Linked DNA regions of Homo sapiens: region 1 is linked to region 2. Evidence: chromatin contacts called from ENCODE Hi-C or POLR2A ChIA-PET data. All regions are on one chromosome and are shown on one strand. Each heading gives the region's core, a stretch centred on a gene start or an enhancer-like site at or near the end of the contact. The rest is flanking DNA. Distances are from core to core; before and after follow the strand shown.

What was found. Hi-C counts contacts between places; a loop is a spot of excess contacts on that map. ChIA-PET counts read pairs that join two places held with the same protein, here RNA polymerase II (POLR2A). Pooled maps may share reads with other maps.
Region 1: a map of naive thymus-derived CD4-positive, alpha-beta T cell shows a loop between it and region 2 (13-fold over the local background). The contact joins the promoter of PIK3IP1 here to the promoter of RHBDD3 in region 2. A Hi-C loop is called at or near these places in 1 of 168 maps with a recorded cell type or tissue (naive thymus-derived CD4-positive, alpha-beta T cell) and 7 of 50 pooled maps. POLR2A ChIA-PET finds 5 or more read pairs at or near these places in 2 of 52 experiments (AG04450 and T-cell).

What each region holds. Positions count from the first base shown.
Region 1 is chr22:31,290,007-31,295,965 of GRCh38, forward strand. It overlaps PIK3IP1 (phosphoinositide-3-kinase interacting protein 1), which reads right to left and starts at 2,482. Exons shown (of 6, transcript NM_052880.5): 1 at 2,269-2,482; 2 at 1,174-1,290; 3 at 959-1,078. The coding sequence starts at 2,338. LOC105372997 (a long non-coding RNA gene) reads right to left here. Exons shown (of 4, transcript XR_001755493.3): 2 at 5,935-5,959; 3 at 3,724-3,815; 4 at 2,938-3,146. RefSeq lists enhancers at 475-674, 1,815-1,864, 5,485-5,534 and silencers at 725-954, 1,135-1,254.
Region 2 is chr22:29,265,105-29,271,221 of GRCh38, forward strand. It overlaps RHBDD3 (rhomboid domain containing 3), which reads right to left and starts at 2,877. Exons shown (of 7, transcript NM_012265.3): 1 at 2,644-2,877; 2 at 2,322-2,473; 3 at 375-564. The coding sequence starts at 522. EWSR1 (EWS RNA binding protein 1) reads left to right here and starts at 3,164. Exons shown (of 17, transcript NM_005243.4): 1 at 3,164-3,245. The coding sequence starts at 3,233. RefSeq lists enhancers at 2,756-3,627, 3,020-3,079, 3,190-3,249, 4,712-4,761 and a silencer at 3,420-3,509.

The sequences.
Region 1 (5,959 bases), core at 1,232-3,731, 2.0 Mb after region 2:
TCCCCCCACTTCTACTTCAGGAAACAACCCATGCTTCCTTTGAGCAGCTCACATCTAAGCGTACGCTCTGTGCCAGTCCTTAGGTAAAATGTTTTACTTTGTGCCGGGAGCGGTGGCTCACGCCTGTAATCCCAGCACTTTGGGAGGCCAGACGGTCGGATCACCTGAGGTCAGGAGTTAGAGAGCAGCCCGGCCAACATGGTGAAACCCCGTCTCTACTAAAAATACAAAAATTAGCTGGGCGTGGTGGTGCACGCCTGTTATCCCAGCTACTCAAGCGGCTGAGGCAGGAGAATCACTGTAACGCGGAAGGCGGAAGTTGCAGTGAGCCGAAATTGCGCCACTGCACTCCAGCCTGGGTGACAGAACGAGACTCCGTCTCAAAAAATAAAAAATAAAAAATAAATGCTTTATTTTGATTATCCCATTTAAACCTAGAAAACTCTCTTGCTGCTTTGGGAGCAAAAAGCCTGCGCTCTGGAATCTAAGAAACGTGAATTCAAATCTGTCCCCTGCCATTGCCTTTGGTAAATCGCTTAACTTCTCTGAAGCTCAGATGCCTCAAACGACTTCTTCCCGCGGTGTGTGTCAGGGGAGGTTGGGGAGCTGGGGTTGTGAGCAGTGTGGGTCTAGCACACTGCAGACGCTCCGCAAACGGTCAATAAACGCTGAGGGGCCAAAAGCCACTCCTCAGGACGCGCGGCGGAGAGACCTAGCCTCACCCCAGCCTCGCCCCGCGCAGTTGTTTACAAGCGCTCGCGGCGGATGAGCTCATACGAGTGGCGGCGGCGGCCAATAGGCTTTGAGCCCCGCGGCCTGGAGACAGCCCTGGCCAATCGGACGGCGCGGAGGCGGAGCGGGGCCGGCCGGCATCGCGCGGCCGCACGTGCGCCACGAGTGTCTCAGCCGCTTCCTGTCAGCGCCAGGAGCGGGGATTCCCGGGGTCCCGGGCAGGTACCTGGACAGCGCAGGTCCTCGCAAGGCCGTTTCTCAGGGACGCCGGCCTCGCCACTGACGTAGCACCAGGGCCCGCGCGGGTCCTCGTCCGGGTTTCGGCAGTAACTGTGATTGCCGGCCCCTAAGAGAGGAGAGAAGGAAATGTGTGCCGGGGCTGGCACCGGGAACGCGGCCGCCGCCCGCCAGCCCCGGGGCCGTCCCCCGGAGGACACTTACCCGACACGGGGGCCGAGGCCAGCCCGCTCTGCGCGTCCAGCCAGTTGAGGCAGCGGAGGCCCGGCGCGGGGGAGGTCTGGTCCTCCCGGTACAGGTGGCCGTTGTCCCAGAAACAGCCTGTGAGGAAAAGAAGCCCCCGGACACAGAATAGCGGGCAGCGAACGGAAGACGCCCAGCGTGGCGGACAGGGGAGCCGGGACCACCCGGGCTGAACCTCAGCCTGGTTAGGGGACCCCGGGCCCTGCTGGGCCTCCCTCTCCTCTCGTGGCAACACCCCCACGCCCCACGCACCCCCCCCCCCCAACTCCACGCACACCTCAGGGTGTGAAGCCCCCAGCCTGTGCCTGTCCCCCAGTCAACGCTCAGAGACTGTTAGGTTTTATTTATTTTTGAAACCTGGAAAGCGCTGCAGAAGTGCAAAGCGTTGTTACTCTTGAACTTGTGACCACTTTGGAGGAGGAGATGGAGAGGAGGAGGCCTGGCTTAGGGTCCCTTTGAGGAGCTGGGAGTTTTGGGACGGGGGGCGCCCAGACGTGACATTTGTCCCTGTGTTGTAATGGCCACGTTACATAAACTCCGGTGTTTCCTCCTTCACGGATACGGCCACCTTCTGCCCGTTTAAAAGGCAAATACTCCCTCCCAGGAGAATTCTCCAGGAGCCTTGACTCCGTCAGGCAAAAGATTCAAGACAGCCTCAAACGGAGGAAACCGGCCTCATCGCTGACTGGATGAGACTCCAAGCTCCCACTCCCCTCTGCAGGAGAACCACAGAAGGAGGCTGGGGAAGGAGGACCACACCATGCAAAGGGCTTAGAAAGAACAGGACTTGGGGAGTAGGGGAGATGAACCCCCAAGCTCCATCCACTCATGAGCAAGGAAAGGCAGAGAGAAAGTGGCTTCTTGCCTTTGTTCTTAATGGCAAAGATGGAGCTGCAAGCCCCTGACAAGGAAAGGAGGGGTGGAAAAGCTTTCACGGGACAACAGAAACCGGCTAAACGCTTCGTTTCCTGTCATCCTGGCCCTGTTTGGGAAATAGGGGGCTTTACCCCTTCTGTTTCATGAAGTTGCTGCGGAAAGGAAAGATTGTAATCTCACCTCCAGATCCATAGGCTTCTGCTAGGAGCATGTTGCTGACGAGGAATGCTTGTACCCAGGCCAACAGCATCCTTGCCTCCTTCGTCTTGCAGGTGATTGAACGACCAGTGTTTAACCGAGGCCCCCTTGGCGGCGGCTCTGCCTCCCAGTCCCAGCCTTGCAGTCAGACCTGCCCTTGTTATGCTGTTCTGGTAAACAGCCTCTCTTTAGAACTGGGAGCTTCCCAGCTAGCTTGCTGCAGCGCGAGCTGTTTTTCAGCTGAAAGGCGCCCCCTGGGTCCTAAGCCTCCTAGGTCATGCAAAATCTAACTGAGCCAAGAAAGGAACTCAGCCAAGAGATATGCAGGTTGTGCTTAGCAGCCGATCAGTTTGAGACCTGCGAGGCCGCATCCCCAGGGTTTTTCATCTCTTCTGTTTCCATTTGTGTGAGTACAGAAAAAATAATTCTATCAAGGGGCATCATGGGATGTGGGAAATTATAAGCACTAAAACACAGAACAACTTAGGGAGCTATGCACCCAGGAGGAATTCATGACCACATAGGGGGGAAAAAATAAGAGTTTCTGGTGGGGAGTGGAGTAATAGTTTTTTTTTTTTTCTTTTCTTTTCTTTTTGAGACAGAGTTTCACACTGTCGCCCGGGCTGGAGTGCAATGGCACAATCTCGGCTCACTGCAACCACCTGCCGGGTTCTCGCAATTCTGCCTCAGTCTCCGGAGTAGCTGGATTTTTTTTTTCCCTCACTCTATAGGAAATCCATTTGCTGTAATTTATATCCATCATTAAATCTCACCATATCCATTTGACTTAGGCCTTTTGGAGTTAGGCAGAAGGGCCCTTCTTCCTGTTTGGCTGACAGCTCCCAGGCAGCCTCAGTAAACTGAGAGAGAGAGCAGAGTGATTCGTCAAGACTACCTTGTGACAGGGGCACACCACCACAACCCAGCTAATTTTTTGTATTTTTAATAGAGACGGGGGTTTCACTGTGTTGGCCAGACTGGTCTTGAACTCCTGACCTCGTAATCCACCTGCCTCGGCCTCCCAAAGTGTTGGAATTACAGGTGTGAGCCACCGCGTTCGGCCGAGTAACACTTTATACCCATCCTTGAAAAAGAAAAAGGGCCTTTATGAACACTGACACTTAAAAAAAAAAAAAAAAAAAAAAAAAAAAAAAAACAGTGTAACTTGGCCAGGGTCAAATCTGTCACATTGCTTTTTCTTACATTTGAGGTTTTTTGGGGTGTTGTATATAGTAGGACTATAGAAGGAGTATCTTTAGTTGAAAACACATGTTATGCAAACATGGAAAAATTTGCTCAGCTACATTGTAATAGTCTACCCTTTCTGCCAGCCCTAAATTGTATAGAGGAATTTAAGTAAAATGTTTGCTTTTTTTTTTTTCCCTCACCCTATAGGAAATCCATTTGCTGTAATTTATATCCATCATTAAATCTCACCATATCCATTTGACTGAGGCCTTTTGGAGTAGGCAGAAGGGCCCTTCTTCCTGTTTGGCTGACAGCTCAAGTTCCCAGGCAGCCTCAGTAAACTGAGAGATAGAGCAGAGTGATTCGTCAAGACTACCTTGTGACTCAGTCAGATCCCAAAATAGAAATGGGGAAACTCTGTTTCAATCTTGCAGGCTGTAATTTAAGGAGGAAAACAACTAATTTTTTTTTGGGTGGGGGGGACAGAGTCTCTGTCTCCCAGGCTGGAGTGCAGTGGCACCATCTCGGCTTACTGCAACCTCCACCTCCCAGGTTCAAGCAATTCTCCTGCCTCAGCCTCCCAAGTAGCTGGGATTAAAGGTGTGCGCCACCACGCCTGGCTAAATTTTTTTTTGTATTTTTTTAGTAGAGATGGGGTTTCACCATGTTGGCCAGGCTGGTCTCAAACTCCTGACCTCAGGTGATCCACCCACCTTGGCCTCCCAAAGTTCTGGGATTACAGGTGTGAGCCACCATGCCTGGCCACTTTACTAAATAAATTTTAAAAGCTTTATCAGGGAAGAAAACTAGTGTCAATTCAACTAATCTGAGGTGAATCTGAATTCACTACACTCATAGAAAGGATAGAGAGATACATTTAATTCACTCTTTAAAATAGTTTACTGATAATGTTTGATCCCTTTCGTCCATTTAATAAGATAGATTGCTTTGTTTTTGCAATCACTCTCCTATCTCCCCACCCAAGCTTCTGATCCTCTGACTCTTGACTTGGTCTACCCTGTGAATTACACCCTAGAGTCTGTAAATTTATTCACACATATTCATACACAGATACGGTAGCATTTTAAAATTTGGCCAGGTATAGTGGCTCACACTTGTAAATCCCAGCACTTGGGAGGCCAAGGTGGGAGGATGAGCCCAGGAGTTTGAGACCAGCCTGGGCAACATAATAAGACCCTCATCTCTACAAAAAAAAAAAAATAGGTAGGTGTGGTGGCACTCATCTGTAGTCCCACCTACTGAGGTGGGAGGATCATTTGAGTTCAGGAGTTGGAGGCTGCAGTGACCTGTGATCATGCCACTGCACTCCAGCTTGGGCAACAAAGAGAGACCCTGTCTTAAAAAAAAAATTTATTTTTTTTGAGACAGAGTCTTGCTCTGTTGCCCAGGCTGGAATGCAGTGGCGCCATCTCGGCTCGCTGCAAGCTCCGCCTCCTGGGTTCACGCCATTCTGCCTCAGCCTCCCGAGTAGCTGGGACTACAGGCGCCCGCCACCACGCCCGGCTAATTTTTTGTATTTTGTTTAGTAGAGACGGGGTTTCACTGTGTTAGCCAGGATGGTCTCGATCTCCTGACCTCGTAATCCGCCTGTCTTGGCCTCCTAAGGTGCTGGGATTATAGGTGTGAGCCACTGCGCCTGGCCAAAATTTTTTTTTAATTTAACAATTCCAATATAATAGGGATTTTTAAATTTTATTAATTTTACAAATATTTTTGAGAATCTGCTACATGCTAAATATAGTTGTAGATACTGGGAATACATCTGTGAACAAAATATTTGAAATCTCTGCCCTCATGAAGCTTATATTCTAATTGGGAGAGACATGATAAACATGTAAAATATTAGGTAATCTTAAGCGTTATGCGAAAAAAAGTGAAGCAGAGTAAGGGAGAGAGTAACAGGGTGATATTCCACTTGCCAAAGAAAGCATATACTATTTTCAGGGAAGTAGTAGGATATTTCTATAGCAAAAAGCTGAAGGGGAAGGGCTCTTTGCACAATTTTTGGTGGGAGGGGTCCTATGTTTACTCTTACAGTGCAGCAGGAGACATATGATGTGCATTTTGTTTCATTACATAAAATACAGGCTTGAGGAAATGAGAGTAGTTTTAAATTTCAGAACAGCAGAAGGTTCTTTGAAGTTGGTCACTCAGCACGTAATGTATTGCCTTTGTATGCAGCGAGGGTTCATTTATTGATATCTGATGAAATGCTCCTCCTTAGATTTTGAAGGGCTACTTTTGCTGGATTGTAATACTTTTCCCTCTGATTACGGTAGAGACAGGCTATAACAGGCCAGCACTTGTACTAGTTTCAGATTATCTACCATGCCTATGTAGGGATGCTAGTATTTCTACCTCAGAAGCCCAAGGCTTCTTTACCTGTTGCTGTTGTCATCTAATTTTCCTATTTAAAAAATACTATTTTCCCTAACTTACCTTGATACTCAGCAAAACCATATTT
Region 2 (6,117 bases), core at 1,627-4,126:
GTTTAACCATGTTGGCCAGGCTGGTCTCGAACTCCTGACCTCAAGTGATCCACCTGCCTCAGCTTCCCAAAGTGCTGGGATTACAGGCGTCAGCCACCTGGCCTTAGTTCTTATTTCAAGGAAAAGCTGCTAGAAAGGGAAACCATGAGAAAAGCACTCCTACCCATAGGTTCCAGCCCACCCTAGGGAGTCCTCTGCCTCCCTTCTTGGCTGTGGATGTGCTGGGCATGCTCCTGTCTAAGGCCATGCTTTCCCGGGACACTGGGCCCCATCCCTGTTTGACCCCTGGAGGCCTTGTGCTGCTCCTGCCAAGTGGGCCCAGGCCCTACAGCAAGTCTCCTGCTTCCTCCAAGGTCCACGTGGCTGGCCCTCACCCTGCCAGGGGTCCAGCAACAGCTCCGGGGCCAGGACCAGGCCGGGGCCGGCCCCCACCAGCCACAGGGTGCTCATCAGCAGCATCAGGACTGAGGAGGCCAGAGGCAGTGCTGGGGACAGTTGGCCATGGGGGCCCCTGGCATGCATCGCTTGGTTGAGGACGGTCAAGGGTGGTCCTGGGGCTGTGTGCTGGGGATAAAAGAAAACAATAACAAGTTATTACTGGAGCTTTTATCTCACCAATACCCTCTCAAGCACCTTATCAACAGCCCTATTTTACAGAGGTGGAAACAGGCTGGAGACGCAGGCCCAGCAGCTTGGCCTTAGTGGAGCTCAGACCCTAACCCATGCGCTCATAAGCCATCTTACCATTCCACTCACCTCTGTTTAAGGACTGGCAGGGGACAGGCATAGAGACTTCTGAGTCCTGATAGGCCCTGAACTCCCAAAAAGAGGGGTTCAGGCCCTCACCCCCCAGGGCGAATTCAGGGCCATCTCTAGCCCTCTTCTGTCCTCCCCCTTCCCTCAGACTACTACCTCCCTCCTTCCTCCCCTCCCCTGTTCCCAGCCTTAATGCTCCAGATGGTTTCAGTTGCCCTTGACCCTGGGGTGGGGCCAGACAATGGGCAAGCCGACAGGGTAAGGGGTAGGGCAGATGGGCAGAAGTCCCACATCTTGAGCCATACTCAGAGACCTGCGACTGAGACATCCCCTTTGAGGGTGAACCCATCCACTGTAAGCCTCCTCCTGCTTCCTTACTGGCACAGCCCCTCTGGCCCTGGCTCCCCTTTCCACAGGAAGGGTACAGTATGCGCTCCACCTCTTTCTGCTCTGTGTCCTGAGGCAAGTTTCCAACCTCATCTTTTTACAGATGAGCCTCATTTTACAGATGAGCCTCTCCTTTCTCATCTGTAAAATGGAAATTCATAAATTCTTTTCCTCAGAGTATGATGAAATAAAAAGGAATAGGCTAAGGCAGGCCCTGGCCCACAACTCTTCCTCCATAAACCATAGCAATCCGCACTAATCATGGCAGGCGTCTGTAGCCACCAACTGGCCCATCGAGAAGGCCTCAATATGGAGGTGGCTGCTCCAGCCTAGCTGGTCCCAGCTTTGGCCCTCAAACATGGCCTTTCCCTGCCCACCAAAGCAAGGCCTTCTCCCCCGTGCTGTTCTCTTGCATCCAGCCTGTCCTCCAGGGCCTGTAGGTCTTCACCCCTGGTCAGGCCTCTCGGTCCCAGGACTCCCACTGAGCTGATTCAGGGCAGGAAGCAGGATCCCAGAGAGACAAGAAGGCTGCCTAATTTGCTCCCCTGCCAAGCGCCTTCTCCACATCTACCAGTTTCCTGCAGGAAAAATGTGGAAAGCTCCTCTGCCTGCATTGTCCTTCCCTCCATTTTGCCAGCAGGCAAACTCCTATTTCACCCTTGGAAGCCCAGCTCAAATATCCCTTCCCCTCCTCTGGCCCCCTAACATCATGGATCTTATCCTTAGGAGCACAGCTTGGCCAGTCTGTCTCCCTAGGCAGGTGGTCTGAGCTCATGGCTCCTCTGATCCAACCCCACATTCCCCAGGGTATTCACAGCACACAGCCAGTGCTTTATATATGTTCACTGAAAAAAGGACACTAGCTTGGCTCCTGGTCCTGCCGAGGGATTTGAAGGTGAACCCTGCCCTTCGCGGACCCGGGCATCCACCTAGGGGGCTGGGGCTAGAGGTCCAGGAAGGTGGGCAGGGTCAGCCTTGCCTGGAGGCAGGGTTTGGGGCCAAGGCACCCACCGTAAACCTCCTCCTGCATCGACACCTCACAACCATTCCCCAGCTCTGGGCACCTTAGCAAGGGTGAAGGGCTTACCCGTGGACACTCGGAACTGGGACTTGAGCCCCCTGGACCTCACTTTCTTCAATCTATGAAACGGGGCAGTGCACCACCAGGCCCTGCCTACCTTACTGGGAAGCCGGGAGGGCAGAATGGAAAGACAAGGACGGAGATTCTTCCGGTGGCGGATAGAGTAGGGGGTCCCAGGATCTGTCTGGTTCGAACTCAGCTGGTGACTTTGCAGAGATACTCAATTTCCTTGGGCCTCAGTTTCCCCTTCTGTAGAAACAAGGATATCGGATGAGGGATGATTAAAGGGCCTGCTCCACCTCGACCGTTACCGGGGATAGGGTCTCGGGGCCAGGCACGGCGTTCGAGGCCTCCCACCCAGCCGACCGGCCTTGGGGACCCTTCCCCGCTGGCCCGGGCCACGCGTCCCGGGTACTCACTGCAGAGCGCGCCCGGCAACCCCGAAAGGCCGGTCGGGGACCCCGGCTGGGAGTCAGGACTCTAGCTCCCGGGCGCGACCCGAGAACCCTGAATCCATTCCGCGCACACCCGGCCGCGTGACCCCTGCCGACCGGCTGGCGCGCCACCCATTCCCCGCGGCCCGCGGATTAGTCAGCAGTTGTTCTAGTCCGGGTCCCTTCCCCCAGCCCTCCCGCCGATCTCCGTCTCCCTGCAGGGCCGACTCTTCAGCGACCGTCCCTAGAGCCAGCGGACGGAACCATTCCAAACAGCCTAGTCTCGTGCTGAGAGCCTCTCCGGTTTCACGCTGAGACCCGCTCACCCCCGCTCTGGCCCCTTAGATGCTATTTTGGCCCGAGTGTCACGTCGGGCGCTCTTTAGAGAGGACTGGGACAAGAGTTGCGGACGCGAAGAACGAGTAAGCGGTGGTTCATCCCTCCTGACCCCACCCCCGTGGCCTGGCCCGATGGTCGCGCCCGGGGTTGCGAGATTTGCGCCTGCGCAGTGCGGCGCCTAGAGGGAAAGCGAGAGGGAGACGGACGTTGAGAGAACGAGGAGGAAGGAGAGAAAATGGCGTCCACGGGTGAGTATGGTGGAACTGCGGTCGCGCCGGCGGTAGCCGGAACGCCCAAACTGGGGGTCGTTCGTCTCTGGGCTTGGCTGGGAAGACTGAGTGGAGTTGCCGAGAGGGGGTTGAGGCACCCGCCGCGGCCCGACGAGCTCGGGGATCCGCATTCCTCTCCCCTCCCCCAACCGGGCGGGCCGGTTCTGGAATCTTCCGGCGCCCGTGGCGCGCGGGGGGCTTGCTGCGGCGGGGGCGCGCGGGGCCCGCCTTGGCCTCCATTGTGTGGCGGTCCTCGCGCCCTGAGCTCCGGGCCTCCCGCCACGTGGGCGGGGCCTGCGGCCTTCGAGGCCCTGCGTGAAGGGGAGGATTTGGCCAGGCCTCAAGCCGGTCACTATGAAACCGCCGGGGGGCCCGCAGGCTGCTGTCCCTGTGAGGCCTCCCTCCCCGTTTTCAGGGTTTCCTGAGAAACCAGGGGAAAAAGCAAATAAAGATACCGTGGATTTGTGGGCCGAGGGGTGCCGGCCTATGAGCGGGAGCCCCGTCATCCTTAAGACCCAGTCGGCTGGGGCGTCTGGCGCTGCCGAGCTGCCCCCTCTGTGGCTTCCAGCCCCAAGCCGAACTTCTGCTCGCCTGGGCTTTAGACAGAATGTGCTTCCCTCCTCCAGGGCCCCCAGTTTGCCGCTTTCTTGGGCTTCTCCATTTTTATCGTTATTAATCCACGTCCTCCCCTCCCCCAAAACCAATTAAGTGGCTTCCCAGGGCCCTTTTTCTGCAAACGCCGAGGGACATCCGTTGTATAATAAGGCCAGCCTGGGTCGAGAGACGAGAAACGCTACCAGAAAGATATTTCTGGTCTCTCTGACCTAGGAGGAACAAAAGGCCGAGCCTTCATTTGAATTATGTTTCAGCAGTGGCCTCGCACGTTTATTCGCCTGCGTTAGGCCGGCAGGCCTGTTGATTTCGTAGGTCGACAGAGGAGAGGGGAAAAAAGGCCAGTAGAAGCAATCTTAAAGGCACTTGCAAGCAAGCCCCGGTTGGGAACTCCAAAATGGGAGTAGAGTGGTCCTTGATGGAAGGAGCGTTTAAGAGTGTCGCCTAGCCATCACCTGCAGTTCGCAATCTGTGGGTACACTAACCCGCGAAAATTGGCAGGGTGGAGCATTTTTGCCCCGGGGGTATTCTCAGGCCACCTGGTTCCAGGCCTTAGAGACAGTGGGAGAAGATGAGAAGGAAGACAGGAAAAGTTCTGGGCACTCCAGAGTTTTTGGAGTCCAGAATCCAGCAACTTAAGGACAGTTTAAGAATTCTCCCCATCTGTGGTCAATAAACAGGTAAGTGTTGGCTGTTCGTGCCGGGATACCAAAGAGTGGATACCAAAGAGTGCCGGTAGAAGAGAGGACTGAAATACCACAGCTAACCTCCCGGTGGGAAGTGGTTTCCTAGGTGCCCTATCCACCCTCTTCTGCTCTGCAAAAGCCTGAAAAGGCAAAACGTGTGCGTTGACATTTTTGCGTGGCTGGACGTGCCTTTTTTCAGTCAACTTTGTTCAAACCTTGTTCACCAGTAACTACCATGTGCTGTACTGTATTAGAATTACAGTTGTGGTTTCTGTTGACACAAAGTAAACACATTAGGCCTGGCTGGGGGGGCCTTCAGAGAGTCACATAAGTAATCTGGTCCTTAGTTTCCTTTCCTGTAAAATACAGAAGTTAGGCTAGACCTCTTAAGCTTTTGAGCCCTTCTGACCTTCCAGCATAAGCATTCCACAAATTTGTCCTATGCTGACTTCAGCTCAGGTACTGTGAAGCTCAACTCAGGTAGTGTGAAGCAGCTTCCATAGTGACTGCTCTAAAGTGTTAAACCGTTGCCTTGGGTTAATAATAGAAGTTTTCTCTCCTCGTATGTTATCTCATGTAGAAAAGTACGTAAAGCATATATATCCAGTGCAACAAAGAATTGGAATGCAGACTCGCAGCAATCTAGAACCCCCAGCGCTCAATCACAGTGAAGTGATTTTTAGTGAAGTCAGTGGCTCACTTTTGGGGGTTAAAAACGAACACGGTTGCTGAATAATCTGACCAGTTTGTAATTGTATTAGGTTGGTGCAAAAGTAATTACGTTTGCATCAACCTAATAGCTTGCTTGAGGGCCTGTGATGTTTGTGTGCTCTAGGAAGATAAATGTAAGTTCATGAAACAAATTTGCTACCTTCTATAGCCCACCAGTTAGTATAGGGCCGAATCCTGTGGTTTCTCACTGATAAGAGGTCATTGGTTGTTCCATATCAGCTTTGCCAGTTTGATGTTTTACATAACTGCTCTTGCGTAAAAGTCGTCTTGCAAACGTTGAACTTACATGACAGTGATTTACAATCACTTCTCAAGCAAAGACCTCAACAAAACGTGGGTTAAAATATTTGATGTTAAATGATTCATTGCTGTGTTTATTTTGTAGATGCCACATGGAAAAAATGATCTGCATTTAGTTTTAATGTCAGAGAGAGTATGACTTGTAGTGCTATTGAAAATGCCTTTAAGATTGTCATGAACAGATTATTTTTTTCATTATAGGTTAGCCTTTGGGCAGTTGATTTGTTCCTCTTGGTGATTCAGGGTTTTGAGTTAAGAGTGTGTACAAAGGAAAGAAAGTAGTCCAGTAAAGTACAGAGAGGTAGGCAGATAAGCCAACGTGAAGAGATGGATTCAGCAAAGCTCTCTCAGGCCGCCGAGGGATTGTGAGGCTGGCTTTGGATTCCATGAAGTGGATGCCATGAAGAGCTGTCAATTGTTGGTTTTGGATGAGGGACTACTTTCTGATTGGAAAATAAAGGACCCCTTTTTTCCGTCCTAATGGCAGTACTGTCTTCAGACAGAACAAGATATGTGTTCTT